Regions from separate parts of the Homo sapiens genome. Here region 1 is linked to region 2. Evidence: chromatin loops called from intact Hi-C (ENCODE). Cell type or tissue: endothelial cell of umbilical vein. All regions are shown on one strand. Links, peaks and the distances in the headings refer to the core of each region. The heading gives the core; the rest is flanking DNA. Region 1 overlaps SLC38A4-AS1 (SLC38A4 antisense RNA 1). Region 2 overlaps SLC38A4-AS1 (SLC38A4 antisense RNA 1).

Region 1 (12,481 bases), core at 924-3,423, 120 kb after region 2:
GTCGGCTGGGCACGGTGGCTCATGCCTGTAAACCCAGCCGAGGCGGGCAGATCACGAGGTCAGGAGATCTTCCTGGCTAACACAGTGAAACCCCGTCTCTACTAAAAATACAAAAAATTAGCCAGGCATGGTGGTGGGTGCCTGTAGTGCCAGCTACTCGGGAGGCTGAGGCAAGAGAATGGCGTGAACCCGGGAGGCGGAGCTTGCAGTGAGCCGAGATCGCACCACTGCACTCCAGCCTGGGCGACAGAGCGAGACTCCGTCTCAAGAAAAAAAAAGAAAAGAAAAGAAATGTCTGTTGTTTTACCATACTAATTGTGGGGATGATTTGTTATGCAGCAAGAGATAACTCATACAATTGGGGAAATGTTTCCTCATCATTGATTTAATGGCTAAAAGTAATGTGACTGTGTCTCATTAAAAAAAAAAAAAAAAAACAAAACAAACAAAAAAACCTTTCCTATCTGCACATTAAAAAAAAGATGAGAAACAGAATTTTCTAGCCTGTGTCTAAATAATTCAGATTATGAATTTGAACCAACTACTAAAAATATTAAAATGCAACATCTTCCAAAGAGTTTACAAGAATGACTAAATGATATCAGGAAAAACAGAAAGTTATTAATTACATTTCAAGAAAAACCTAAGTACAGTGTTTAAGACTGAAAAAAAAAACTGCAAAAACTGCATTATGACTTAGTTATAATGCCAACAAACACTCCTTCAATCGGAACTGCACTTCACTATTTGTGAAGTGTCTTGATTTAATTAAAACTAGAAATCAAAATAAACTGAACTTAGAACCAGTCCTTTAAATTACCCCATCATAAAGTGTTAAATCAAATTTTTCAAAAACATATCTGCATTTTCAAACACATTATTCATTCTAATGTTTAAGAAAATTTTATAGGAGCAAAAACTAACATTATCTTTAAATATTTCCTATTTAATTACATCTGTGTGTATTTCCGAAGGGATATAAGAAACTAATCTGATAGTGTATATATAAAAATAAATATATGCAAATAAACACATATTTGAAGAGTATATGCTCAAGTTATTTTTACTGGTAGGTGTATGCAATTAAAAGAGTTTATATAGCCCTGACCTCAAAGACAATTCCAAATGCTTTCCCTCAGTTGGCACAACCTATCTTTTTAGTCCTGGTCTTAGAGCCACTTGCAATTCTCAGGACACGATTGACTGAGCTTAGAAGCAGATCCTGTTGCAGAAGTCCCTTTCTACACCACTACTCCTATACCCACTCCCAAGTCCATGGAAGAATTCCTCCTCATATTTCAACGCCTAGCTTACTTGTCAAACAATTCATAACATTTCCTCCCTCCTTCCCCTCCTTTCACCTCTTAATGCTCTCAAAGTTCCTTTTTAACCCTTTTATTACAGAACTTACCATCCTATGTTATATTTTAAGGATTTGTTTCTGTTCCATTTACCCTTAACAAACCAAGGGCTTTCTACAAAATTTGCTTAGTAGCAGGTAGTATGCTGAAAATGCTGTTGAATACATGAATTAATGGATGAACTAATTTTTTCAGAACTTTTTTCCTGTGGCTCAAACTATAGCAAGTTGAAAAGGGAATCTCCTGTCTTATTCCAGTCAGATATCTGTATATCTCACCACCAACATTTAACTTAATAATTATTTTTCCAAAAAAAATTAAAAATTAATTTAAGTAACAGATTCAGCATTTCTGAGCAGATTTCTTACAACCGTGTAAGCAGCAATATCCTATGGTAAGGAGCCAGACTGTGTCAGGTTAAATCCACCTTTGGCACCTATTAACTCTGTAATATTGGATATATTAAATATCCTCATTGCACCTCCATTTCCTCATCTGGTAAAATGGGGAAAATAAGATATGGCACAGACCTTATCTTATTAAAGGTCCATAAATGTTGCTTGTTATCCTGTTGACGTTTTGCAGATGTATTAAATAAATATTAAGTGCTAAATATACTCCCAGACTAAGCCTCCCTGGACCTCCAGTGAATGCACACAGCACACACAGAGATAAGCATGTTAAGGACAGGAGCTCTGTCTACTTTTATTTTCATTGTAGCCCTAGAACCTGGCACATAATAGGTGCTCAATTACTGTTTGTTGATTGATTTCAGAATTCCCCATACATTTCTGCCTTATACAGATTTGAATCCACATTGTAGTTTCAGACTACCCTTTCCAAAAGCATTCTCAGGATGGCTATTGTCAGAATCAGGATGTGGAAAAACAGTTAATGTGGTTATGTTGCAGGAAAAGCTGAGAAGAAGACCTGAAAGGAAATGACAGTTCAATAAAGACCAACATTCTATCAGTAAAATAATGGGAAATGATTCATAAACGCAGTATTTACACACAAGTACAAAATGTTCTAGTACTTCAGAAAGTAAAGAAGGTTCATTTAAAAACAAACAACAACCTTGGCAGACTCTAACATAGAATTAAAAACTTTTAAAAATTAAACCAATTCTATTGTCAGAATTCTTTTGATTGTCAGCAGACTAGAACAAGATTAACTAGTATAAGAAAGAAATTGTACGGTGTCACATAGGTGCCAAATTTAGAAGACTGTCTCGCCAACTTAAAGGTCTCTTCAGGTGGGCCCGTCCATCTCTCTACCCCTTTCTCCACACATCTGTTCATCCCTCTGACTCCAGCCTCTCTCTAGATTTTTAGTTTTTTATCTCTTACTACGGGCAAGTTTCCTTGATTTGGCAGTGGAAAAAAAAAGGGGGAGAAAGGCTGCAAATGACTGCAAGCAAACTGCATCCCAGCTCACTGGCCAGAGGTGAAAGGTTTCCTTTCCTCTTAGCTGCATATAGGGTGGGAAGGGATGCTGGGAAGACCGGACAATGTGCATCCACCACATCCAAAAAGGAAAACATGCTCAGAATTCTACTACCACACACAAACTACATCTCATCTTCACACTTCCTTCCAACATTAATGAATAACTTTTAATTACTATCCTGGTACATATTTTTTCTTTTGGCTTTTTGTCTTAAGCATTTTACCTGTTCCTCCAGAGGCTTTATAATGACCAGATTTAAGTGTCTAAAAGTCATTATGCAATAATTCACCTATCATTTCCTTAATGATTAAAATTTATGTAATTTCCAGATATAGCTACATTTAAAATACATTATAATTATTCTCCTCTTACCTGAAACATGTTACTTTAAAAAAGTATCTCCTTAAGATAATTCTCAGAAATTGAAATAATGGGTGCAATGTTAAGAACATTTATATAGATCTGGTTCTTAGGATACATTATCAAATTTTTGTTCAAAAAGTTGTATTAAATTTCAGTGTCTCCACAATACATACGTGCTGCAGCATCACCATATCTTCATCAGCAGTGAGAATCATATGCAGATAAACGTTTAAGTCATGGTTCCTAAACATTCTCACTAGCTCAGAATGCCGTCATTAATCCTACTACACTTATGGCCTGACCTCCTCACCTGGGAAGACACAGGAAACTGCCAAGCATAGTTCTAGCACACAGTAGGCACTCACTAAAAGTTAGATAAAATTTCAACTGAATGTATTATGTTCCTATTCATGTTTCCAGGGAAGATCAGCTTTTGAAATGTTAGCTTTGATCATACTAACTATAGAAAAAAGATAAGCAAAAAAATATATATCTTCTGGTTACTTCTATGAAAACCTAAGACAGAAGACACAGGACTTACCTTTTTATCTGTCTACTCCCTTGATCTTCTCTTATCTCTGTTTTGGCAGAAAGGACAAATAAATCTGAGGGTTTTGTATTTTTTTTACACAGAAGCATAATGCAATTAGCACTGGTCCTTTTTAAAGACTGTTGTATTTTTAAAGATTAACCAAGCCTACCGTTGCTTAATTAATGTTGTGGGTCAAAACCCTGGATGCCCATCAGAATGACCTGTAGTGGGATTTTAAAATGTAGATATCTAAACCTCTTCCCAAATCCTCTGGTTTAGAATCTCCAACAGGTGGAGCCAGGTATTTGTAATTTTTTAAATCTCCACGAGTGATTCTGACACACAGCCATGGTTTGAGAACCAAATAAATCAACCAGTAATGAGGCATGAGTATTAATGTCAGTTATTCTTAGCCCTTCAATTTAAATTGCAAGCTAAATTTATTAGGGTTTTTTCCTTCTCCCTTTCTGCTGTTTCATGTGTCCATGTGGAGAAGGTTCCACAATAGCAATACTCCCCTCTCTCAACCAGTGCGATTGCTCAGCACCTCTGCCTGCCCTCTGCAGACCAGCCTGCAGCACCCATTCTGTCCCCCTACCCCAGGAAGCCTGTAGTTCTTTAGGTTTCCAATGACTGGCAACTGGGGATGTCCTCTTACTGCCTGACTGAAGGACTGGCAAGTCCCCTGAGCTAACACATCCATGCCACATTCTCCAGAATCCACTGACCTCTGGGACCCTCTCTCAATCTCCTTGTCAGCAACTGGGCCAGGAAAAGCGTGCTTATTTCTTGGGCTCCCTCAAACCCCACCTCTAGTTGTCTGTCTATGCATTTCATCTTCCTCGCTAGACAACATGCTCATTGAGGGCAAGTTTGCATATCTCTCCCTATGGTTTGTAAGGCTCAGAGCTTAGCACATACAGATACCAGACAGGTACGTGAAGAGCAAACATGGGCAGAAAACTGAGGTCCAATCTACACCTACGCCATGCCAAACACCACGTGAAGCCTTTATCTACCTTAGTTCATGCTACCCATACACACTCCTATGAGATAGGATTTAACATTCCCAAATTGCAGGCAAGAATAGAAATGGTCATCAAATGAAGTTCAGTCCATCAAAGACTATAGGCAAGAGCATTAAAAAAGTGGGATTGCATTGCTCTTTTTCTACCTGCTGCCTAGTTTTCTTGAGATAATTTACTGTAAGCACATAGCCGGAAGTCCACATATCCCTTATATGACAGACATGTAGTTATCTAGAGATGTGTTCTCTGTTGGAAATTGTCTAATTGATGAGATCTGACCCAGACAAGTGTTTTCTTTCGATGTTGTTCATTATCATGCAATCTTGGTATTTTAAATAGGATTATGCCGTTTGGGCTGGGCACTTAAAATTTCCCTAAGGGCCAAGGCTGAGTAATTTTCAGGTAATGAGCTTTAATGTCCAAGGAAAGAGACATCCTGAATCACCTTCTGAACCTGTGCCATGAATCTGCTGTAAAACTCAGTATCAGTAGTTCTAGAACCTCACATAATTGATCTTGTGACTTGAAATTGAATCACTTTCAAGGTTTCTTCCAAAGTGGTTTTGCCCTCCTGAACCATACTCTATTACAGCTACACTTATCCAGTCAGCTGAAGAAAAAGAAAATGATAATTCTCTGGTGTTCCTGCCTTTGTTGAGCAGCCTTTAAAGTCACTCTGAGCCCATTTCACCCTCAAGAGCAGAGGCACGCCAGAGGCAAACTCTCCCAGCCTGGAAAAAAAAAAAAAACACTTAGGTAAAATGCAGAGGAAAAGGAGATCTTACTGCTCGTGAGCCAGACTTAGGGATTCAGTCTTTCATACTCCAGGGGCTCTGAGTCACTGTGCTGTGGAAGTGATCTGAGTTATATAAATCCTTGTGCACATCACCAGAGAGAGACTCTATGTCAGTGTGCAATATTAGTGTGCAAAGTATAGTAAAATCTGTGAAGCCAGACCCCACTAGTTCAAAACTAGGGATCATAAAACCTTATACCTGGCACTATCTCCTGTTACAGATGAGTAAACAGGCTCATAGAAGTTGAGTGACTTGCCGGAAACCACATGGGTATTGAGTAGCAGGACAGTAGTTTGAAGGTAGTTCTCCAGAATTTAAGTCCAGTGCTCTGTTTTTAAAGAATATTTCCTGTAAATGCAGGGAAAGCTGAAATTTAACTTTATTCTAAGAAAAATATCACTTATAATCTAAAAAAGCCTAACTGAGGATATAGGTGAGGGTAAGCAGAAAGAGATATGTTTTTCCTACTTAAAAGAGATTACTGGGCTTGAGGAAGAAGTAGGAGGTAAGAATTAGAGGTCCACTCTTGAATTTATCAGCTGGGTAATTGAGGGGAAGTTAGTTGACTTTCTAGTTGTGAATGTCCAGTTTTTGACCTATAAAATGGACCTACTCACAGGGTTATTACAATTATTAAATGAAAGAGTACAGATAAACTAGCTGAAACTTAGCAGGTGCTCAATAAATGTTGCTACTCTTCCTTGAAACAGCTATAAATTAACACATTATTCTTATCCATTCAGTAGAGAGCTCTCCCAAGGACTCTTACTTCATGTTTTTTGGCCTTTTATTGGGTCTACTTATTGGCTTAATTGTTTATTGTCTGCTTCCTCCTACTAGAAGGTAAGCTAAAAGATAGCAGGCCTTTTTCTATCCAGTTCCACTCTTTATTCTCAGTTCGTAGGACAGGACTTGACCGATAGTGACAATTAGAAAAATTTGCCAGGCCAGGCACGATGGCTCATGCCTGCAATCTCAGCACTTTGGAAGGATGAAGCAGGCGGATTGCTTAAGTTCAGGAGTTCAAGACCAGCCTGGGCAACATGGCGAAACCCTGTCTCTACAAAAAATACAAAAATTAGCTGGGCTTGGTGGCACATGCCTGTTAGTCTCAGCTACTTGGGAGGTTGAGGCAGGAGGATCATCTGAGTCTGGGAGGTGGAAGTTGCAGTGAGCCAAGATCACACCACTGTACTCCAGCCTGGATGACAGAGCCAGACCCTGCTTCAAAAAGAAAAAAAAGAAAGAAAGAGAGGAGAAAGAAAATAAAAAAATAAAGAGAGAGAGGGAGGGAGGGAGGGAGGGGGGGGAAGGGAGGGAGGGAGGGAAGGAAGGAAGGAAGGAAGGAGGCAGGGAGGGAGGGAGGGAGGGAAGGAGGGAGGGAGGGAAGGAAGGGAGGGGAAAGAAAGAAAGAGAAAAGGAAAGAAAGAAAGAAAGAAAGAAAGAAAGAAAGAAAGAAAGAAAGAAAGGAAAGAGGAAAAAGAAAGAAAGAGAGAGAAAAAAGGAAGAGAAAGCAAGCAAGCTTTGCCAAGTAACATAAAAGAATTAACAGCTTCATAGGGAGAAGTGAACCCACTTCCCCCACCATAATCCTTTTAAGAAAAGAAGATTTCACTAATTCTTTTATCCTAAATTTTTCCTGTGTACAGAACATGGTTTTATGCATATTTTAACTTATGTATGTATATGCATATATATCCAATATCAAAATAAAGTATATACCCTTTATGAGGTAGTTGTTGTCACTGAAGAAAGAATAGATACTTGGGGAGAAACAAAGAGAAGCTCAATATTAATCTACAAATGTCTTACTTCTTTTACATTAAAAATGATAGACAAAGTCAAACAAGAGCTAATTTAATCAGAGGGGTAGAAACTGTGTGGGAAAATGGCATTGATACAGAAGAAATAGAAGCTGACCCTGTCCTAACAAATTTATGAAGTAAATAGTCCTATTCCAAGTTTACAAATTGGGGAATTGAGGCTTAGCAACTTGTCTAAGATCAAGTAGGCAGCAAGCAGCTGGACCAGGTGGGGAAGTGAGGACAGGGGTTTAGCCATTTAGACCCAACTCATGCCTGGAGGACTCAGCTTGATTTCCCAGCAGATCAGATTACCATTAGCAGAATTCCCAGTGTATCTGCCTCTGGAAAAACCTATATGATCATCATTATTAGAGCAGTGTCATTCCCCAGAGGAGTGAGATCGCTGAATGTCCTTTAGACAAATGATGTATTTGTGACTCATTGCCCTATTATAAATAAAAACACTGTGTTAGCCAATTTTCACCCAGTTATGGTCATTAATAACCCCAAAAAATCTCACTGGCTTTTTAACAACCAAGGTTTACTTCGCATTCACATTTCATGTGTTGGCCATGACTGTGCTCCACATGGCTTTTTCTTTCAGGATCCAGGCTTGAAGAAAGAACTCCTCCGGGGAACATGCTGAACTTGTGGCAGGGGGAAAGCAGAGTGCCAACTGCCATGGCCCTTAAAGCATTTGCCTGGAACTTCTACTCAGACATGGCTTACATCACGTCCTTTCACTCCATTGGCCAAAGCAAGTCACATGGCCAAGTGAGAAGGATAGATAGAGTCCTTCCTCAGGGAATTACTATAAATCGTATGGCTACCTTGCTACCAGCAGGCATTATACAACCTTTAAAGGGTACAGTGAGTAGTTGTGAAAAATACTGTAATACAATATTCCATGGATACCATGTTCTCTGCTTTTGTAATCAACAGGTAGGGTTTCTGTTTTCGTTTCCAACAAACATACTAACACTTGCTTTTTATCATTTCCATAAATTATTTGTTTCAGAGGCAACAGGCTGCTGGAGAAAGTATTTAAATATTCCCTGAAGTTCCCAGAAACTTTCCTTTTCTGGGGGAAATGCAACAAATACTAAACATTCATGACCCATTCTAATATTGTTCTTCCAAAATTATCATGGCCACACCAGGCTGATTTAAATACATTATTGTAGACCCTTAGATTTTTGCTATGTAGTAATACTTCAAAGGAAACAAACAGCATAAATGCCCAGAGTGGGTTCATTTTGTTAAACAATGGTTTCGAATTTTCCCATTGTGGGTATTACAGTCTAAGTAGAAGGAAATTCAATTAGAAGTGTCTGTGCTTTATCTAATGCTCAGCTGTCACCATCTTGAAATTCTTCATAGTTTTTGAACAAATGATCCACATTTTCATTTCGCACTGGACTCCGCAAATTATATAGACAGTCTGGCTTAGAATAGATATTCCCTCTTCTGGAACATTTCCCAATACTTCCGGCGAAACCAGGTACCTCTCCTAGGTGCTCACATAAGGCCCTGTGACTATGGCCCTTGACGCCCTTTACTGAAATTTATAGACTGTCTTCCCGTCTGGCCCGTGTGTTCCTTGAAAGCAGGAACAATGACTAATTCAGCATTGTATTTTCAGCATATACTATGCAACAAATATTTGATGAATAAATTAGTATCAGACATTAGTGTACCTTTGTAAAATTCCCAGTTTGTGAAACTTTTTCTCTGGCAGCTGAAAAACTGCTCATTGCTGCTCTGGTGTTTTTCCTGTGCTCTTTGCCAGGCACTGCCAAGTAAACTGACAGCAGCAGAGTGCCATTTTCCTACACCGTCAGGCTGCTGTGACTTTCCCTAGAGGGACCTGAGCCTTCAGCTGGAGTCTCACATCACTTGGATCTGTCCCCCAGATTGACTTTTTTCCTCCCATACAATATAGAAAATCACATACAGTATTTCACTTATGTTTAATACTTGAAATCTGTGGCTACTGCCAAAAGCATAGGACAAATGCAAATTACCATAGTCCAAAGGAAAAACTAGAAATTTACAAAGAATGCATTTTTTCACATCCCACACAGTAATTAATGGGTCTATTTTCAATTAATAAGGTATTTCTGATGCACGAGAACTAAGTTCAAAATAAATTTCAGCAAACCATAAAAGGATCTACATCTCTTTATATATACTTATCTTTGAATAAAAATAAACTGGAGCATGCGTTACTCATGTAAAAACAAATCTGGACAGTTAACCAATAGCCAAGTTGGGGAAAATATCTGTAAAATCAGCACTCTGTAGACAGACGTATGCAGTACGGTAAAGCACACAGACTTGAAGTACAAACATCTGTGAGTTCAAATCCTGACTGCTATTTACTGGCTGTGTGATCTTGGGTCATTTATTGAAACCTCTCTGAGCCAGTTTCCTCATTTGAAAACTGTGGATAATAATGTCTGTCACCTCATAGGTCTGTTACAGAGATTAAGAAGAAGATATATATGCAGAGCACGTAGCACAGAGCCTGAAACTCAGAAAGCCTCAACAAGTCATATTCACACCCTTCCAGCAGCACTAATGCCCTAATTCCCTCACATTCCCTCCTCTGCCTCTGTCCCATTCACATTCTATTCCTCTCTCCCCCTTCTCCAGATTAATCTCTAGTTACAGATTTGGTTAATCCCCAATGCACAAAAGTCAATAAATTATCTTTTTAAAGGAATATTCTCAAGCCTTTGGTTTTTGTGGATTTATTTCTTCAGTAATGGAAAATTTTCTGTACTGTTTTTTGAAAATATATGAATAAACATACATCAAGGATGCCCTCTCTGACATCAGTAAGTAACTCAGAGATGTCAAATATGTAAAAATGAAGACTTGCTTTGCTTTACCGGAAAAGAAATGGTATCACCAATAACTTTCTGATAAGAGGTGCATTGTATACAACATGAACCTCTTAGATCATCTGAAGGGAACTGTTTTCTATGACATTTTTCCTCTCTAGTTACCTCAACATTCCTCATAAATAATATTTGACAGAAAAAAAATAACTCATAGTACAGCTATAAAAAAAATCTGTCTTCAAATATGCACATCTAATGTTTGCTACTAGGTTTAATTTTCTATGATTTCATCATCCAATAACTCAGGGAGAAAAATGCCTTAACATATCAATTACCAGGTATCTGCCTTGATCAAAATAGCCAGATAGTTACCAAAATCTTAATCTCACATAGAGTTACGTGGATAAGTAAAGTAATGACAGTATTTAACACCACCACAATTTGCTATGAATGAAATTTCCATATTATCAACAAACATCAATTGAGGAATCACTCTATATAGACTAGAATATTGTGCTATAGTGACACAGGTACCAGAATCTGAGACCACAAAAGCCTAGCCAGCCACTTTTTTACTCCACTCTGGAAAGTCTAAAGACTGAAGAGTAGAATCGTCCTTTAGAATGAAGGAGACTGAGAATTAAAGTCAGCAGAGCAGGATTTGAATTGTGGTACAAGCCGTCTGGTCAGACAGGCCTTGAACAAATCATTTAATATCTCTCTGAGCCCTTAATTTTCTCACTTAAAACAGAAACAAATATTATATCTCTTCTTTATTTCAAGAGGTTGGGATGCTTGAATGGAACTATGCATAGGAAAGAATTTTATGAAATATTATGTGAATATGAAGTTGTTTTGTTTGAAATGCTGAAACGAACTGAAGTCCTGTGTCACATTCAAACGTTTGTTAGAGTCACAGGTCCAGCCCATATTCAAGGGGAGGGGATTAGACAAGGACATGGATGCCAGGAAGAGGGGATCAGTGGCAGCAACCTCAGAGGCTGCTACCACATCCATTTTCAAAACAGCAAATTAAGTTAGAAAAGCAGTTGCTTTCTCATTCACTATTAAAATGTCATTTTTACCTTGAAGAGACGTATTAAGCATATTTGTTTTTCTGAAAATATTTGCATAATCCTGGCAGCCACTAGTCATCACAGGATAAGTTAGACAACTTAGGAGCCTTGTATTTTGTAAATGAAAAATGTATAAGTCAACTTTCAGTTGGATAACTTTTAAGCCTTTGGGATAGGTCCCTATAGATGTGCTCACTGTGGAACATATATAAACTATGATTGTGTTGTAAAATTGTATTTAATGTGTGTATCTATCTATCTATATATTTCACATATTACATAATTTATTGTAAATAACCTGAAATATATACCAAAATGTTAATAGTAGTTATCTTTAGATGGTAGAATTACGGGTTATTTTTTCATTTTACTTTATTCTTGTTAGTTTTCTCTTTTTTAGTTGGTGCTGTTGTCTTATGTTTTTGCTTTTGAAATGAAATTGTATTATTTCTGATCATAAGAATATAAAACATTGTAGACAGTATAAAAAGACATAAATTAAAAAGTGAAAATCTCTCACAGTCTCACCACTGGAAGATACCACTCTTAACATTTTGATGCTATCCTTCCAAACTTATTTCTACACATCCCCCTACACACACACACACACACACACACACACACAAACTATAAAAAGAGGATCATACATGCATTTTTTTTAACTAACAGACTTTATTTCTTAGATCAGTTTTAGGACTACAGAAACATTAACCAGAAGGTGTAGAGAGTTCCTATATATTCCCATTCTGTTCACCACCAATTTCCCCTATTATTAACAACTTGCTTTGGTGTGGTACATTTACTACAATTGATAAACTAATATTGATACATTACTACCTAAAATGTATATTAAGATTCATTCCTCTATGGGTTTTGCCAAATGTATGATGTCAGGTATCCACCATTACAGCAACATGCAGAATAGTTTCATTGCCCTAAAAATTCTCTGCACTCCACTTATCTATCCCTCCCTGACTTCCCTCCAATCCCTGCCAATCACAGATCTTTTTACTGTCTCCATGGTTTTGCCCCTCCCAGAATGTCATATACTTGTAGTTATAGAGTATGTAGCCTTTTAGAATGCCAAATGCTATTTTTTCACCTAGCAATATGCATGTAGGATTCTTCAGTGTTTTTTCATGGCTTAATAGCTCATTTATTTTTATAACTGAATAATGTTCCATTATCTGGATATACTTCAGTTTGTTTTATCCTCATTTACTT
Region 2 (17,042 bases), core at 5,783-8,282:
CCCAGCTTTGCAGAGCATAGGCCCAGGATCAGCTGCAACTCTGGCCCTGCACAGCAACTCCTGCTATCTGCACTTCCAGCTGGAGGAACAGTTTGGCAGTCCTACCCAGGGCAAACCCACCCTAGAGCCAGCCAAACTAATGCTTGCCATTTCTCCCAATCAGGAGGGGTCCCTGAGTCACCAAGCAGACAGCATACCCATAGGCTAGTGGTAAAGCTGCATACCCACATCCAAGGCCTGAGAACCAGCCTCATGGCACCTTCCAGACATGCCCCTGGCATACCCAAAGTCCCCACACCAACAACCAGGGTCTCAGTAAAGTCTTATAGACAGCCCCTAGCAATGCTCCCCCAAGCCAGCTGAACATCTCTGTGGCCCACATCCTGAGCCTGAGAAACAGCTCCACAGATTTCCCATGGTGGGCACACCCCCCAGGCTAGCAAAGAAGCTGTGTGCATATGCCCCTGGCCTTAGAAACAGCCTATAGACCAACCCCAGCAAACACGCCCCCAGGCCAGCGAAGCAAATACATGCCTGTGCCCCTGGCCGGAGTAACATTCCCAATCCTAGTGGCCAGAACTCAAGCTGGCCACCATGTGCACACATGTTCCTTTGACTTGAGAAATAAGCTAGCCCACCATGGCAAAGCCACACCACCATCACCACAAAATCTCAGCCTAGGCCACTGAGAAAGTCACAAATGTCACTGGCGTGAATTATGGCTGAAGGAACTACACAGAGACTACACTACTACATCCACCTGAAACCAAAGCCAATGCACCCCATCGAACCAGCACCCCAAGTCCCATTCATAATCAGTCTTTCCCTATAAAATCTATTCTATAAAATTGGAACAGGCAACTGATCCACCAGATGCATAAAAATCAACGTAGGAGCACATCAAACATAAAAAAGCAAGAAAACATAATGCCTCCAAAGGAATATAATAATTTTTAAGTAACAGAACACAATCATAAGTAAATATATAAAATGCCACAAAATGAGTTCAAATTAATAATCTTATGAAACTCAGTAAGATACAAAAAAATACAAATAGACAAATCAATGAAATCAGGAAAATAATTCATGATTTGAATGACAAATTTAACAAAGAGATATATGATTTTTTTAAAAACCACAGTGGCTCACGCCTGTAATCCCAGCACTTTGGGAGGCCAAGGTGTGTGGATCACCTGAGGTCGGGAGTTCAAGACCAGCCTGACCAACATGGAGAAACCCCATCTCCACTAAAAAATACAAAATTAGCCAGGTGTGGTGGTGCATCCCTGCAATCCCAGCTACTCACGAGGCTGAGGCAAGAGAATTGCTTGAACCCGGGAGGTGGAGGTTGTGATGAGCTGAGATCGCACCATTGCACTCCAGCCTGGGCAACAAGAGTGAAACTCTGTCTCGAAAAAAAAAAAATCTTAGAGCTGAAGAATTCAACAAATGAAATATTGAAAATCAATAGCTTCAACAACAGAAGAGACCAAGCAGAAGAAACAATTTCTAAACTTGAAGATAGATCTTTTGAAATAATACAGGCAGACAAAAATAAAAATAAAAAGAATGAAGAAAGCCTATAGGATTTATGGGACACCATTAAGCAAACAAATATTCTCATTATAAGTGTTCCAGAAGGAAAAGAGAAGGGAAAATGTGTAGAAATCATGTTTAATGAAATAATAGCCAAAAAATTCCCAAGTCTTGGGAGAGAAATGGACATCCAGATCCAGGAAGTTCAAAGAACCCCAACAGATTTAACCTGAATAGATCCTTATAGTCAAATTTTCAAAGGTAAAAGACAAAAAAAAATTCTAGAAAACAAAAGAAAAGTGTCAAGTCACATATAAAGGAATCCCCATTAGACCAGCAGCATGTTTCTCAGCAGAAACCATACAAGCTGGGAGAGAATAGGCTGATATATTCAAAGTACTGAAAGGAAAAAAAAAAAAAAAAAAACTGTCAGTCAAGAATATTATACCCAGCAAAGCTATCATTTCAAAATAAAGGAGAAATAAAATATTTTACAGACAAGCAAAAACTAAAGGAATCATTACCATTAGACCAGAATTACAATAAATATTCAATGGAGTCTTATATCTGAAAGTGAAAAAAATGAAAACCAACATCATAAAAAAAAGCAAAACAATAAAATTTACTGATACAGCCAATACACAAAAGAAAAATCAAATCTTGTCACCACAGAAAGCCACTCAATCACAAAAGTAAACATGAAATTGGAAGCAAGAAACAAAAACTATACAAAACAATTAGAAAATAATCAAGAAAATGATAGGAGTAAGTTCTCACCTATCAATAGTAACCTTGGGTATAAGATTTAATTCTCCCAGTTAAAAGCTATAGATGGGCTAAATTGACTTTTTTAATGAAAAAAAGACCCAAAGATATGCTACCCACAAGAAATTCACTTCTTCTGTAAAGATACATATAGACTGAAAGTGAAGGGATGGACAAAGATATTCCATGCAACCAGAAACCAAGAGCAAGCCAGTATAGCTATACTTATATCAGATAAAACAGACTTCAAATCAAAAGTCATAAAAATAGACAAAGACATTATATAGTAATAAAATGATCAATTCAACAAGGGAAAATAATAATTGTAAATATACATGAACCCAACACAGGACCACCCAGATATATAAAGTAAATGGTACTCATTCTAAAGGGAGAGATAGACTCCAATATAATAATAGCTGGGGACCTTCTTCCACTCTCAGCTTTGGACAGGTCATGTGGATATAAAATTAACCAAGAAACATCAGATGATTTAAACTGCACCGTAGATCAAATGGGTTAAAGAGACATATGAAGAGCATTTTACCCAATAGCTACAGAATACGCATTCTCCTCATCAGCATGTTGAACATTCTTCAGGACTCGAAAACAAAAACAAAACAGGTCTCAAAAATTTTTTTTAACTTGAAATTATATCAAGTATCTCATCTGACCACAGTGGAATAAAACCAGAACACAATAACAAGAGAAACATTTGAAACTATACAAATATATGTACTTTTTTTTTTTTTTTTTGAGGCAGAGTCTCACTCTGTCGCCCAGGCTGGAGTGGAGTGGCGTGATCTTGGCTCACGGCAACCTCTGCCTTCCAGGTTCAAGCTATTCTCCTGCCTCAGCCTCACGAGTAGCTGGAACTATAGGCACACACCACCATGCCCAGCTAATTTTTTATATTAAACACATGGAAATTAAACAACTTGTTCCTGAAGGATGATTGGGTGAAAAAAGGAATTAAGAATGAAATTTTAAAATTCATTGAGACAACTGAAAAAAGAAACACAACATACAACAACCTACAGGACACAGCAAAAGTGCTAATCAGAAACATATTTAGCAATAAATGCCTACATCAAAAATTGAGAAAGACTTCCAATAAACAACCTAATGATGAATATCAAGGAGCTAGAAAAGAAAAAATAAACCCCAAAATGAGTAGAATAGGAAACATTATAAAGATCATGGCAGAAATAAGTGAAATTGAGATTAAAAAACACAAAAGATCAATGAAACAAAAAGTTGGTTTTTTGAAAAGATACACGAAATCAACAATCCATTAGCTAGATTAAGAAAAAAAGAGAGAAGACCCAAATAGATAAAATTAGAAATAAAAACATATTACAACTGATACCACAGAAATACAAAGGATCATTAGAAACTACCATAAACAACTATATGCCAATGTATTAGAAAATCCAGAACAAATGGGTAAATTCCTGGACACATGCAATATACCAAGATTGAGTCCAGGAGAAATAAAAAACCTGAAAAGACCAATAATGAGATTGAATCAGTAATAAAAAGCCTCCCAGCAAAGAAAAGTCTGGGACTAGATGGCTTCACTGCTAATTCTATCAAAACTTTAAAGAAGAATTAATACTAATTCTTCTCAAACTATTCCAAAAAAATGAAGCAAAGAGAACTCTCTCTAACTCCATCTACAAGGCCAGCATCACCCTCATCTGAAAACTAGACAAGGACACAACAAAAAAATAAAACTACAGACCTATATTCCTGATGAACATAGATACAAAAATCCTCAATGAAATACCAGAAATTTAATCTACCAATATATCAAAAGATTATACACCATGTTCAAGTGGGAGTTACTCCAGGAATTCAAGAATGGTTCAATATATGCAAATCAATAAATGTGTTACATCACATCAACATAATGAAGGACAACAACCATATGATTACTAAAATAGATGCAGAAAAAGCATTTGATGACATCCAGCATCCCTTCATAATAAGAATTCTCAATAACTTAGGATAGAAAGAAAGTACCTCAACATAATTAAGGTTATATATGACTAACTGACAGTGAACATTATACTAAATGGGGAAAAAACTGTAAGCTTTGCCTCCAAGTACTGGAACAAAACAAGAATACCTACTTTCAGCACTCTTATTCAACATGGCACTGGAAGTCCTAGCCAGAGCAACTAGTCAAGAGAGAAATAAAGGGCATCTGAATTGAAAAGGAGAAAGTCAAATCATCTCTGTTTGCAGACATAATCTTATATACTGAAAAGAAACTAAAGACTCTACAAACTTTTAGAACTGATAAATTCATTAAAGTTGCAGGATACAAAATCAACATAAAAAATCAGTAACATTTCTATACACAAAGAGCAAACTAATTAAAAAGAAATCAAGAAGGCAATCCCATTTACAATAGCTATGGAAAAAAGAAGACCTAGGAATAAATTTAACCAAGGAGGTGAAAGAACACTATAAGGAAAACTACAAAACACTGATGAAAGAAATCAAATTGGATACAAACAAATAGAAAGACATTTCATGCTCATAATAGAAGAATTAATATTTTTATAATGATAATACTACCCAAAGCAATCTACAGATTCATTGAAATCTCTATTAAAATACTAATGGCATTTTTCACAGAAATAGAAAATAAATCTTAAAATTTGTATGGAGCCAAAAAAGACTCCAAATAGCCAGAACAGCCAATAGAAAAAAGAAGAAAGCTGCAGGCATCATACTACCAGAATTCAAAATATACTATGAAGCTATAGTAACCAAAACAGCATGGTATTGGTATAAAACAGACACATAGACCAGTGGAACAGAATAGAGAACCCGGAAACTAATCCACGTATCTATAGGCAAATGGTATGGACAAAGACAACAAGAACATTCACTGGGGAAGGGACAGTCTTTTCAATAAACAATGCTAAGAAAACTAGATATCCATATACAGAAGAATGAAACTAGACCCCTACCTCTTACCTCATACAAAAATCAACTCAAAATGGATTAAAGACCTAAATGTAAGACCCCAAACTATGAATGTACTAGAAGAACACACAGTGGAAACACTCCAGAACATTGATTTAGGCAAATATTTTATGGCTGCGACCTCAAAAGTACAGGCAACAAAAGCAAAAATTAACAAATGTGATTACATCAAACTAAAAAGCTTCTGCACATAAAAGGAAACAATAACACTGTGAAAAGACAATGGACAGAATATGAGAAAATATTTGCAAACTATTTTTCTATGAGGGAATTAATACCCAGAATATACAAGGAACTCAAACATCTCAACAGCAAAAAAATCCAAACAATCTAATTTTAAAATGGGCAAATGATTTGAACAAACATATTTCAGAAGAAGACATACCAATGGCCGACAGGTGTTTGAAAAAAAATCCTCAACACCATTAATCATTAGGGAAATGCAAATCAAAACCACAATTAGGTACCCCAGTTAGCATGGCTATTATGCTATTGTCAAAAAGACAAGAAAACAAATACTGGTGAGAATGTAGAGAAAAGGGACTCTTAATCACTGTTGGTGTGAATGTAAACAGTACAGACATTATGGAAACAGTATGCAGTCTCCTCAGACAACTACAAATAGAACTACCAAATGATCCAGTAGTCCCACTACTGGGTATTTATCCAAAGGAAACAAAATCTATATATTAAAGAGAAATCTGTACCTCCATGTTTATTGGAACACTATTCACAATAGCCAAGATATGGAATCCACTTAGGTATCCAATAACAGATAAATGGATAAAGGCTACATGTTTTCACACAAGCTAAATAAATAAATAAATAATAATTTAAAAAAATTTGATCTCCTAGGAGTAAAAAGTAGAACAGAGGATACTGGAGTCTGGCAAGGGTAGGGAGAGGTGGGGACATGCATGGATTTGTTAAAAGATATAAAATTACAGCTAGATAGGGGGAATAAGTTCTAGTGCTCTATACCACTATAGGATGACTATAGATAACAATAATGTATAGGTTCAAATAGCTAGAGGGAAGATATTAAATGTTCTCAACACAATAAAATGAAATTATGAATATGCTAATTACCCTGACCTGATCACTACACATTATATATATATCAAAACATCACAATGTACCACATAAATATGTACAATTATTATATGTCAATTTAAAATTAAATTTTAAAAAAAGAAATATTGAGAGGGATGATAGTGATGGTTGCACAACAATGTGAATGTACTTAATGCCTCTGAACTGCACACTTAAAAACAGTTAAAATGACCAATTTTATGTTATGTATATTTTACCATAATAAAGAAAAACATAAAACTTCCGTAGAAGAGTCTCAACTGAGTGCATACAGAAGTCATTTACTGTGTTCTGTTTGTGTTCTTGCTGTGTTCCTGCCCCTCATTATTTCCTTGCGCCGCAGAGAAAGAAAGAGACTGAATAGAAAGCCTGTTGCATTTGTGTTTTTTCCTGTGTGCCAAATGCATGAATCAACTACCGTTTCCACTTGATGTCACACAGGCATCTGAAACTCAAAGTATTGCACAACTGAATGCATTGTCTTCTCTCCCATGCCTACTTTTCCTCTTCTATTCTTTACTTATATTGGCATCAAAATTGTAAAGTAAAACCTTTGGCTTTAGTCACAGACACTTGTATTTCAAACAACCACAGTCCAGCTTCCCAAGATACCGCAGATGTGGGTTCCAGCAGCACATGGTGTATTGCCCTGTATCTCAATCATCAAATCAAAAAACTGGGGAGCTATACTTGATTTCTCATCTACTCAGCCCTGCATCTCATTCTTCAAGAATAACTGACTCTACCTCCTCAGACCTCACAGATCTGCCCCACTTCTTCATTCTTTCCAGTATTACTTTAGCACCTAACTAGTCTTGCTATTGTTAGTTTTGCCTTACCCTAATCTATCCTTCAATGTGTTATCAGAGTGACCTTTCTAAGATACAAATATGTGTAGGTACCTTTCATGTCTGAAAAACTAAACTAAAGATGCCTGCTGCTGCCATTGTAGCAACTCCTATTCCAGGAAATAGGAACGTAGATGGAAAGAACATAAAATAGGAACTGAATGACATGCAATATCTGTTGACCAAGATTACATCACTCTGGTAACATCCGTATGTATCACTGATGAAGCATTTATTTATTTATTTTTCAACCAATTTAGAAAGTTTATTTTGCCAAGGTGAAGAACACGTCCATGACACAACCTCAGGAGATCCTGGCAACATGTGCCTAAGGTGGTGGGGGTACAGCTTGCTTTTATATATTTTAGGGAGATAAGAGACATCAGCATATGTAACATTGTCATTGGTTCTGGTAGGGGGTTGGGGTTCCAGGTCATAAGTAGGTAAAAGACAAAAGGTTGCATTCTTTTGAGTCCTTCATCAGCCTTTCACTGAATACACAATGTAATCTGGCTCAGTCAATCTGCATTTTTACATAAACAATAGGGCAGAGGAAGCAATCAGGTATGCATTTGTCTCAGATGAGCATAGGGATGACTTTCTGTCCCACACCTGTGAAGATAAGCTATTGGTTTCCATAGCCAGGGTGAAATTCAACAGAACAGAGCAATTCTCCTGTCTCAGCCTCCCAAGCAGCTGGGATTACAGGCGTCTGCCATCACGCCTGGCTAATTTCTGTATTTTTAGTAGAGACGGGGTTTCGCCATGTTGGCCAGGCTGGTCTTGAACTCCTGACCTCAGGTGATCCACCTGTCTCAGCCTCCCAAAGTGCTGGGATTAGAGGCATGAGCCACAGCACCCAGCCTGTAGCTGTATTATTGAGGAATAAAATGGGAGGCATGTTTGCCTGATGTAGTTCCAGGCTTGACTTTTCCCTTGGCTTAGTGATTTGGGGCTCCTGGGGTTTATTTTCCTTTCACAGTGATATCTATTTTTTTTTTTTTTGGTTGTTTTTTGTTTTGTTTTGTTTATGAGGTCAGTCTCGCTATATTGCCCAGGCTGGTCTTGAATTCCTGGGCTCAAGCAATCCTCCCGTCTTGGCCTCCTGAATAGCTGGGACTATAGGCATGCACCACCGTGTTCGGCTTCTTTAGTGATATCTTCTGAGCACACAAAGCACCAGCTAACATTAACATGCTCATGATTTTGGCAACCCCGCCTAGGGGTAAAGTGTGATGAAGCATTTATAAGTTAAATCACCTCTGTCATAAATTGGTCTCACAGAATAGTCCTTTCTTTTTTTACAGTCCATTTTTTCCCACTTATTTCTATTCTTAATTTCAAAAATATTTAATTTTCTAATTATATTTCTCACACATTCAAGAAAATAACTTGGAATCTAGAAATAAAATGCAACAGCATCTGTGATATCATTAAGCAGTGAGCACATCTTGTAAAAACAGAGAAAGTTACACTCCCAAGGTCTATGAGCAGGTGCAATACACCTTGGCTGCTGAAACCCACATCTGCAGAGTCATCGGAAGCTGGACTGTGAGTGCTTGAAGTACAAGTGTATGTGACTAAAACCAAAGGTTTTACTTTACAATATTCTAAAAAGTCAAAAGTGTGATGAAATACACAACCAAATAGGTAGTTTAAAAAGAAAAAATTAAATGATCATTATCTATAAGCAATGATTTTTGGTTTAAAAACCTCAGTTGAGTCAACTGAAAAACATTAGAAATAATGAGTCCAGAAACATAGCTAATCATAAGATAAATATGCCAAAGACCCATGGCTTTCTTGGAAACCCACAAAAATATATTTAGAAAGTATGAGAAAAAAATCCCTATTCTCAAAAGCAACAAAAAACAAAATATCCTAAAAACTGCCTTTTAAAATACATGGGGATGTAATGAAATACATATCATGGTTCTGCATAAGGATATTGAATTAATTAAGTTAAAAGTATAATGCAATTATTATCAAAATTTTAATAGGATTTTCCTGGTAATGAACTGTTGCTAAAATTTATCTGAAAAAATAAATTCTATATATTTTGAACAAACTCAGAAAACCTCTTACTCTCCTCAGTTTATTTTTTCAGAAAATCCTAGGCTGGCTTTTAAGTGCCTTGCCTAATATATACCTCTGGCATTATCACACTTCACTGCAGCTCTTCATTTTCATGTCTTTCTTCCCTTGGGCTGCTTGAAGTCAGGGATAGTATCATTTGTCTTTCCCACCACCCAGCACAAAGCCTGGCTCAGGGAGCATTCAATATGTTTGCGGAGTAAGTGATTTTTAAACTGGTTAAACAACCACACCAGAGAATGACGGTTAACAGATCAATGTCACTCTGAAGGGTGGGCACCAGTGCCATAAAAGGATTCTCTTTGTCCTGCCTTCTTCTCCATTTTCATCAGTGATTCAATGAATTTGTATATGATACATTTGCTATTTTGTGAATGAAAAGAATCAGGGAAGAATAAATCCTAACCAGGCAGAAATGAGAATGCTACTGAATTCTGATAGGCTGGAAAAATAAGCCTAATTTAGGAGGGTAAATTTCATTAAGTGCAAGTGTAAAATATTGTTCAAGCACATACATGCACACACACAGCCCTATGTGAATAGGAATTGGAGGACGCAGGACAGGAGTAGATTTTTTAGAACAAACTTGGAGCCTTGGAAGCCACACACAGAGATATATCCTCCAAACTCAAAAACAAGGTGGATTTTTTGTGGTCTAAGTGGTCCTAGACTCATCTTGAAAAGCAAAAAAAAATGTTATAATGTTTCCAGATTTAATAACAATCTTCAGGTTTTTATGGTTATATTTGTTTGGATTAAAATCACTTAATATTTGACTGCCATTTTAGATTTCTATGGTATCTGTTTGTGTCATCTTTTTTTAAGCAGAAATATAATTTGGTGCCAGTAAACAATTGCCTCTGTGAGCCTTGGGAAAATTAAACCTTTCCCTGAATCTTCATGTAAGCATGTAAGGACTCGACCAGATACAAAACCAGACACGAATTTGGCCTTCAGCCTTTCCCATAACTATGAGAATAGCATTGTTGTGGCCAAATGTAGATACGTAGACAAGGAGCTTGTTCTATTAGAACACTTTCGTCTTTTCTGGAAGGTTCTCAAATATCAAGATATATGATATGAGTGTTGCTCCATCAAATAAATTTTATTTGAGAATCCTCTCAGAACATCAAGCTACAGCAGTGAGAGGCACATCTGTTAAACAGAGAGTATGCGAGACTTACCAAATAAAGAAATTAGACCTGCTGTTTATGCCATATCTTAAAACATCTTTGCTTTCCTTTGTCTTTTGTCTCTATTTCTCTCTCATCCATTTATGTGCATATTTTGCCACTACCAATGTAGCAGAATACAGTGGAGGCACGTGCATAAAAACTCTAACTTAACATAAACAAATTATATTTCAGGTTTATTTTCACTTCAGATATATGTGAAATTTGCCCTTTTAAAAGGTAAGTTTGAGCATTAAGTTATTAATACTTTTTTCACTCTATCCCACGGCCATTATTCATAAGTGATAAGGGCCAGAAAAATGGGCGTATCTTCAAACATGTAGCTACCAGTCTGCATGCCTCACAAAACAAAACTGCTTCCTATAAATATTTTCACATACAAGCAAATTTCCCTGCGTACCATGAGGAATGCGACAGAGACAGGCAACCTACCATTATACTTCCAATAAATGCAAGTGCACAAGATGGTTCCTGAACTGTTGCCACGGATTTCAGTAATATCTTTTGGTTTACCAGACACATAATTGACTAGCTCAGACTTGACTAAAAAAAATAAAAAATAAATGCTAAATGTCTGGTATGTCTGTAGAAGAAAATGCCAACAATATCATGTGTTACACTGTTAACACTATGAAAGAAAAAGGAGTGCTAGAGATCAAAATTTTCCATCCTTACTTTCTCCCTTAATGAACTGTTATATTTTCAGACTTTATAAATATAGCATAAATATCATCTGGGATCTACTCTCTCCTTGATTCAAACATCCATCCCATGGGTTGTAAAAGACCAAAACCCTCTCCAAAATATCTAGACATTTGTGGGGGAAGGAAAGCTGGAGAAGGAAGAGCTGGTACTTCCTTGGCTCCAAATGCCTGCTTCTGCTTAATTTACTCATTTACCACTCTTCCTGTTGGTGCTGACCCTATTCCACCCAACATGGAAGGAAACCTTTCCCATAATTTTCAATCCAAGAACAAAAGAAAACCCTCAAAAAATGGGTTCTTATGACAGACTTTACTAAAGTTTGAGGAGTTGGAATACATTACAATTACAGAAACAGACACCACTTGATTGACAATTAAACATTCTAGTGCTGAATAATCCTGCAGACACCCCAACGCCTGTATTTTCACTCACTGCCTTTACCCTCTGTGATTTCCCAGTATTGCATCATCTCCCTGGCTATTCTGCTCCTCTCCCCTTCCATGAACATTTCTCCTTCTCTACCCCTTCTTTCATATATCTTCCCAATTCCAGTGAAATCTCTGCATATCCAACCACAAAAATTAGTACTAAGACTACCTTACCATATTCAGATCCAAAATGGTGCTCAGCAGACCAAAACATATCTTCTGTTTACAGTATCCAACTTCCTCTGAAGCCAGTTGGGGTTGGTCTTGGCCATTTCCCCCATTTAAATGATAACATATGTGTTTGTTAAAATAATTTGGAGCAGGATTTGAAAATCTGGAGAAACCAGTTGTTTATGTCTTTGCATATCACAACTTTTTAAGAATATAAATTTCAAATTAACCCAACTATTCAAGGTTATTGGAGTGAGTCATGTCTCTCCTTTCGTGCTCATGGTTGCTTAATCGTGAAAAGACCATCATATAAAGATCAAGGAGATCAGGTTCGATTGAAACTTTTTCCTGACTTCCTCACACTGTCAGCCACCCTGGCTCAGCATCTCGAAGTTTTCCCTCCAATGTAACTATCCTTACATGCTATGGAGGATAAAAGCAAGATAGGAGTGTCTTAACATGAGTGAATTGTGACAGTTAAGAAAATAACATTGTATCCCAACTTCAAATGATTTCTTAGTACATAAGTGTTACCCTAATTGCCTTCTCTTCTAAATTGTTGTTTGGCTTTTTACAGACGTATGCAGCATTAATTTTTTTACACATTTTATACTTATGCACTGTTGTTGTATTTTGTAGTCATGTAATAAATTATGCTGACATAGGTGGGGGCAGAATCTGCTGTCTTCAAACATTGCTTATCTCATGTCTTACAGATGCTAGCATCCGATTCTCACATATGAAGTGAATCTAAATGGTCTCACACAACAATTTTTGTCGTGGGGTTATTATTCTAATGATATCAGTTTGAAATAAGATTCACTTTGACAAAAAGAAAGAAAGACGTATTTTGCTAAAGAGAAAAAGAGTTCCCAGATTTACTCTTTTTTTTTCCATCTAGCCAAAGCTGTATTTCTGACTGAAAGTGTACCTTACTCACTCGCCTTGTTGTTCAACTCATGGTTTAGAGATGCCCTGGAGGTGAAAATGACTGCTGAAGGGCTTATTCCATCCAACCCTATGATTCACCGGTCCTATGAGCCATAGTTTGTAATTGTAACATAATGGAAGATATTATTTTATGAAAGGAGAAGCTATGACTTGTCCAAAGAAGAAATATACATTATAGTAAATATAAGGTGAATTAGGATACAAATTAACACTTTCCTTTTGTATGAATAGGATTTGAGTGAGTCATTTTAGATGGGAAAAAAAAGAGACTAAAAGTTTAATTGATTATTTAAAACATTTGGTTTATTCTTAATGAGTAAATCATCCTAAATTATGTGTTTTCTTTGTTCTTAAGGAAATGAGCTTTTGAATAGAAGGATTTAAATACTTTAATATTAATTAAAATGTATTTTTACTTCTTTAGTTACTTCAGAAATATATATGTTTTAAATTTCCTTTTATAGTAGATATATTTCCACTTCATTAATCAAGAAAATTTTATTGGTGTCATATAAGTACAAGCATTTAAAAGAAAAGTAAGCAATTTGCCAATATGATGAGTAGCCAAATTTGAAACTCAAACACTTTAAGAACCAACTGACTTACAGTAATTGTGTTGTATTTTTCCATCACAGACAAGAGCATTTTGGACTATCTTATTATAAATCCAGAGTCCAGGGAATTCCAATGAGATAATGTCATTGACCTTGAGTACAGATAATCAGTGGTGAATGTTGTAATATGATAATGTGAAAGTTGCAAGAAGCTCATTCTCAGACTCTATTAAAAAACCTGCTAAATAAACAATAGGATGAGGCACAGTGCGAACTAAGGGAGCAGAACTTTAAGGCATGTTACCTAAAATAGAAAGGCTTCTAAATAACTCTAAGAGATTAAGAGTGAGCCCTCACGCTTAACTGCTGTTAAATTAGTTCAGCATGTGAGCATCTATCATGTACTCTCTCCTCTGCATCATGTAAGTGACCAAAGATAAATGTCAACTTTTGTCTCAATGATTTTCATTTAGTTTTTTCCTTTGCCTTTTGTATCATTTAAGTCAATTAAATTTTCCACCATTCTGAAAGCATGCAGCTTCATCAAAAATACTCCATTTCCACAAACGGCACACTCCACTGTGAATAAGAGAAAAATGTTGACTCTTTAAAGGAGCAATGCCATAAGAGAAAAAGGTGCTATGTATTTTGCACCTACAGGCTGCCAAAAAACTCCTTGATATTTGTCAGAAATGCAGCTGTAATTAGGGAGAGCAAAAGAAAATCAACTTCAGTTTGTTAACTGACCTGAGGCATCTAATTCATGTACATGTTCATTTTGTTAAAACATGCAAGCAAAGAGCTATTGGAGGCCATATGCCATTTGTTATGAAAAGCACATTCCTTTAGTCTTTGTAATGAAAGCCATATGGCTTTCTGAAAGTTAATTATATCATAAATATGCCGTAATAGTGGGGAGTGTGGTCTAGTAGTTGCTGGAAGAAACTTCGAGACTGGTTTTGAGTCAGTTTCTCGGTTGATTCAATTCAGAATTTCGGGGAAGTCACATGCCCACTGTGCCTCAGTTTCCCAATACTGAGAATGATGATAATAACATAGCACCTAAGTAAGAGAAGAGAACTGAAATGTTTTCTTACTTAAAGGTAAATAAAAAATACAAACTATAATTTAGGTCAATAAACAAACAGTAAAAAGATTCTTTTGAAATATTAACTGGATAATTTATCAAAATTGTCGCTTCCTCCTTCCGGTCCTTCTTTCCCACCACCAAAAGAGTAATCTTTCTGAAACACAAGTCAGATTGTTTATTCCACTGTCATACCTTACTTGCAAAATAGTGCTTGAATTCTGTATAAATGGTCCCCAGGCTGCTGGTCCAACCTCATCTGCTACCAGTCTCTCCTTGCCCTGTCACAAAGACATACACACCATGCCCTACATAGGTTTCACTCATTACATCAAGGATGTCCTACATCCTCTTCTCCATTTAACTCATGTGTGTGTCAAGGCCCAGACCATCATTTTTCCCAAAGGAAGGCCTTTGACTCCTTTAGGCCATTGGTAGTTCCTTGCCCTGAGCTACAATAGCACTTGCTGTATACCTTCATAAGCACTTACAACATTGTAGAGTAATTATTTTTAAACACACCCCTCTCTTCCCCATCAGAATTGAGGCTCCTAAAGGGAAAAGTCTATGCCCTGTAAAATAGCAGGTGCTCAATAAATAGTTTATCGTCCACTTTTTAAAGTCAGAGATAACTAGCTGTTTGACCCAGGGGCCTAGTTGTTAACTAGTTTCCATATCCATTTTCATCTCAAAACCCTCTCTCTGTTAACATTTTATAAGAGTCAGAAAATGATCCCAAGGGACTCGTAATGTTCTTAACTATTGAAAACAGCTTTCCACTGTGCTATCCTTTTGATGCAAGAAAATAAACTTATTTTAGAAAGTTTTTCAACAAAAACTAAAGCCAAGTGCTTTCTGCTTAAACTTAAGCTGACTAAAAAATTAAATAAAACTTAAGTCTTCATTCCCCAAATATTCCAGTTAATCATGGTTTTCTGGAATCTTCATGCAGCATGGAAGCCGAATGAAACAAGAAGCCAACATGTCCAACAATTATATCCCCACCTTGACATAACTAATTGAAGACAGTTGTGCCTGGCATGATAATAATGACCCTAAATTGTCTAGCATTAAATTCCCATCCCAGTGATACAGAACATTATTCTAATGGCCTAATTTGATTTTTAAAAATTACAAAACTGCACGTTGTGCACATGTACCCTAGAACTTAAAGTATAATAAAAAAAATTCATTTGGTTATGCTTGTGGTTTATACTTTAGAGGAAAACCTCTCTCAGATTTCATGGGAGTTGGATTTTGTAGAAAGTAGGTGTTCAAAGAATCCTGTTTTAGGAAGTAAATCATATCCACATGTTCTAAGAGTAGCAAAAAAGCAAGAACATTTATGTCTGTGATATGTTCATGTGACTCAGAGCAAAATCAGAGAGGAATGTCTAAATATCAGAGGACATTGGACAGAGTCTGACTTACAAATTTGTTGGGAACTGCTTTATAGGAAACAAGCTTTAGGATCTGATTTGAGGACAAGGCAACAGGGAAATAATAATAATAATAATAATAATAATAATAAAGGCAGGAGGGGATTATTGATAGAATTGAGCTCCAAACTTTTAATTTCCCCAAAATAGTTTCCAGATGGTCAAAACTATCTTTCTATGTATGATATTTTCAGGCACTAAATAAAACATTATTTATTTAGTAAATAACTAAATTAAAAGTTATACATCTGCCTACATGTTAATTTCTCAGTAAGATAGCACATTCGTTTTAAATACTGTCACTGTTGATACTAACCCTTTGATACTCAAGACACCTACCTGCCTGGGGGTGAGCAGTATGTTCTAATTTCATCAGAGCTTCAGATTTGTCACCACCCCTGGGATGCAGGGCTCTGAGTCATGAGGATATAACAATCCTGTACTTTGATATCCACTTTCCTCCCAGAAGGAGAGTCCTAACTAACTGTTTGAAGATGCTCTCCCTTCTTCTTTCTGCATCTATAGGTTGCAAGTTATGAAACTATTGCAGGGGGAAAGAAAGGAAAACTACTAACAAGGGAAATAAGGTGGCATTTCCTCATTCTCCAAATCCTTTGTCATCTTACCGGAAACAAACCCAAACTGGGGCTCAGAAGACTGGAGGCTCCTCCTCAAGCCTGCCTCTCTGCTAAGTTAATGAGCCGCTTTTAACCTCTGTCAGTCTTCTACTTTCTTAATAGAAATATTAAGAGTATGAATAACCCTATTAAGTACAGGTGAACTTATTAAAAGACTATTACATAAAAACATTGACTTGCAAAGGATCATTTTTATTACTAAGCCATGTATGTATTCATTCATTCATTTGACAATTATGTTTGAATGCCTACTATATATCAGAGAATGGGTGCTGGAATTTAATAATGACCGAAGCACAGTCCCTATCCTTGTGGAATTTAAAGTCTAAAAATGAAGACAAGGGTTGATTGAATAATCACAAAACAGAAAATTACAAACTGATACGTATAGAATTACAACACATAATTATTATGATCCGGAAAATACTGTATTTTCACTATTGAATGCTTTTGTTTCTTCTCTAATTTGTATATCAGTTCATTTTAATCATCGAGGGATTCCTGAAAAATACTTTTCCAGTATAGCATGCTATTTGTAAGT

What was found. A loop is a pair of places that touch in the nucleus more often than their neighbours do. Peaks named below come from ENCODE experiments on the same cell type or tissue, not always from the same donor. Only the 100,000 strongest peaks of a DNase experiment are listed, where the experiment ranks them.
Region 1: a loop joins it to region 2, with 2.7 times the contacts of the local background. A loop is called at or near these places in 5 of 110 quality-filtered maps.

Annotation. Positions count from the first base shown.
Region 1 is chr12:46,435,595-46,448,075 of GRCh38, reverse strand. The region is part of intron 2 of SLC38A4-AS1 (SLC38A4 antisense RNA 1); the gene reads right to left. All of the region lies in intron 1 of LOC124902923 (a long non-coding RNA gene), which reads left to right. Among named protein-coding and RNA genes, the nearest start is that of SLC38A4-AS1, 58 kb to the right of the region's middle. In endothelial cell of umbilical vein, for the core only: no CTCF peak of the experiment used is centred there; DNase peaks (open chromatin) are centred at 1,305 and 2,235; H3K27ac peaks cover 2,462 bases.
Region 2 is chr12:46,552,803-46,569,844 of GRCh38, reverse strand. All of the region lies in intron 3 of SLC38A4-AS1 (SLC38A4 antisense RNA 1), which reads right to left. Among named protein-coding and RNA genes, the nearest start is that of SLC38A4-AS1, 180 kb to the right of the region's middle. In endothelial cell of umbilical vein, for the core only: no CTCF peak of the experiment used is centred there; a DNase peak (open chromatin) is centred at 6,824; H3K27ac peaks cover 2,455 bases.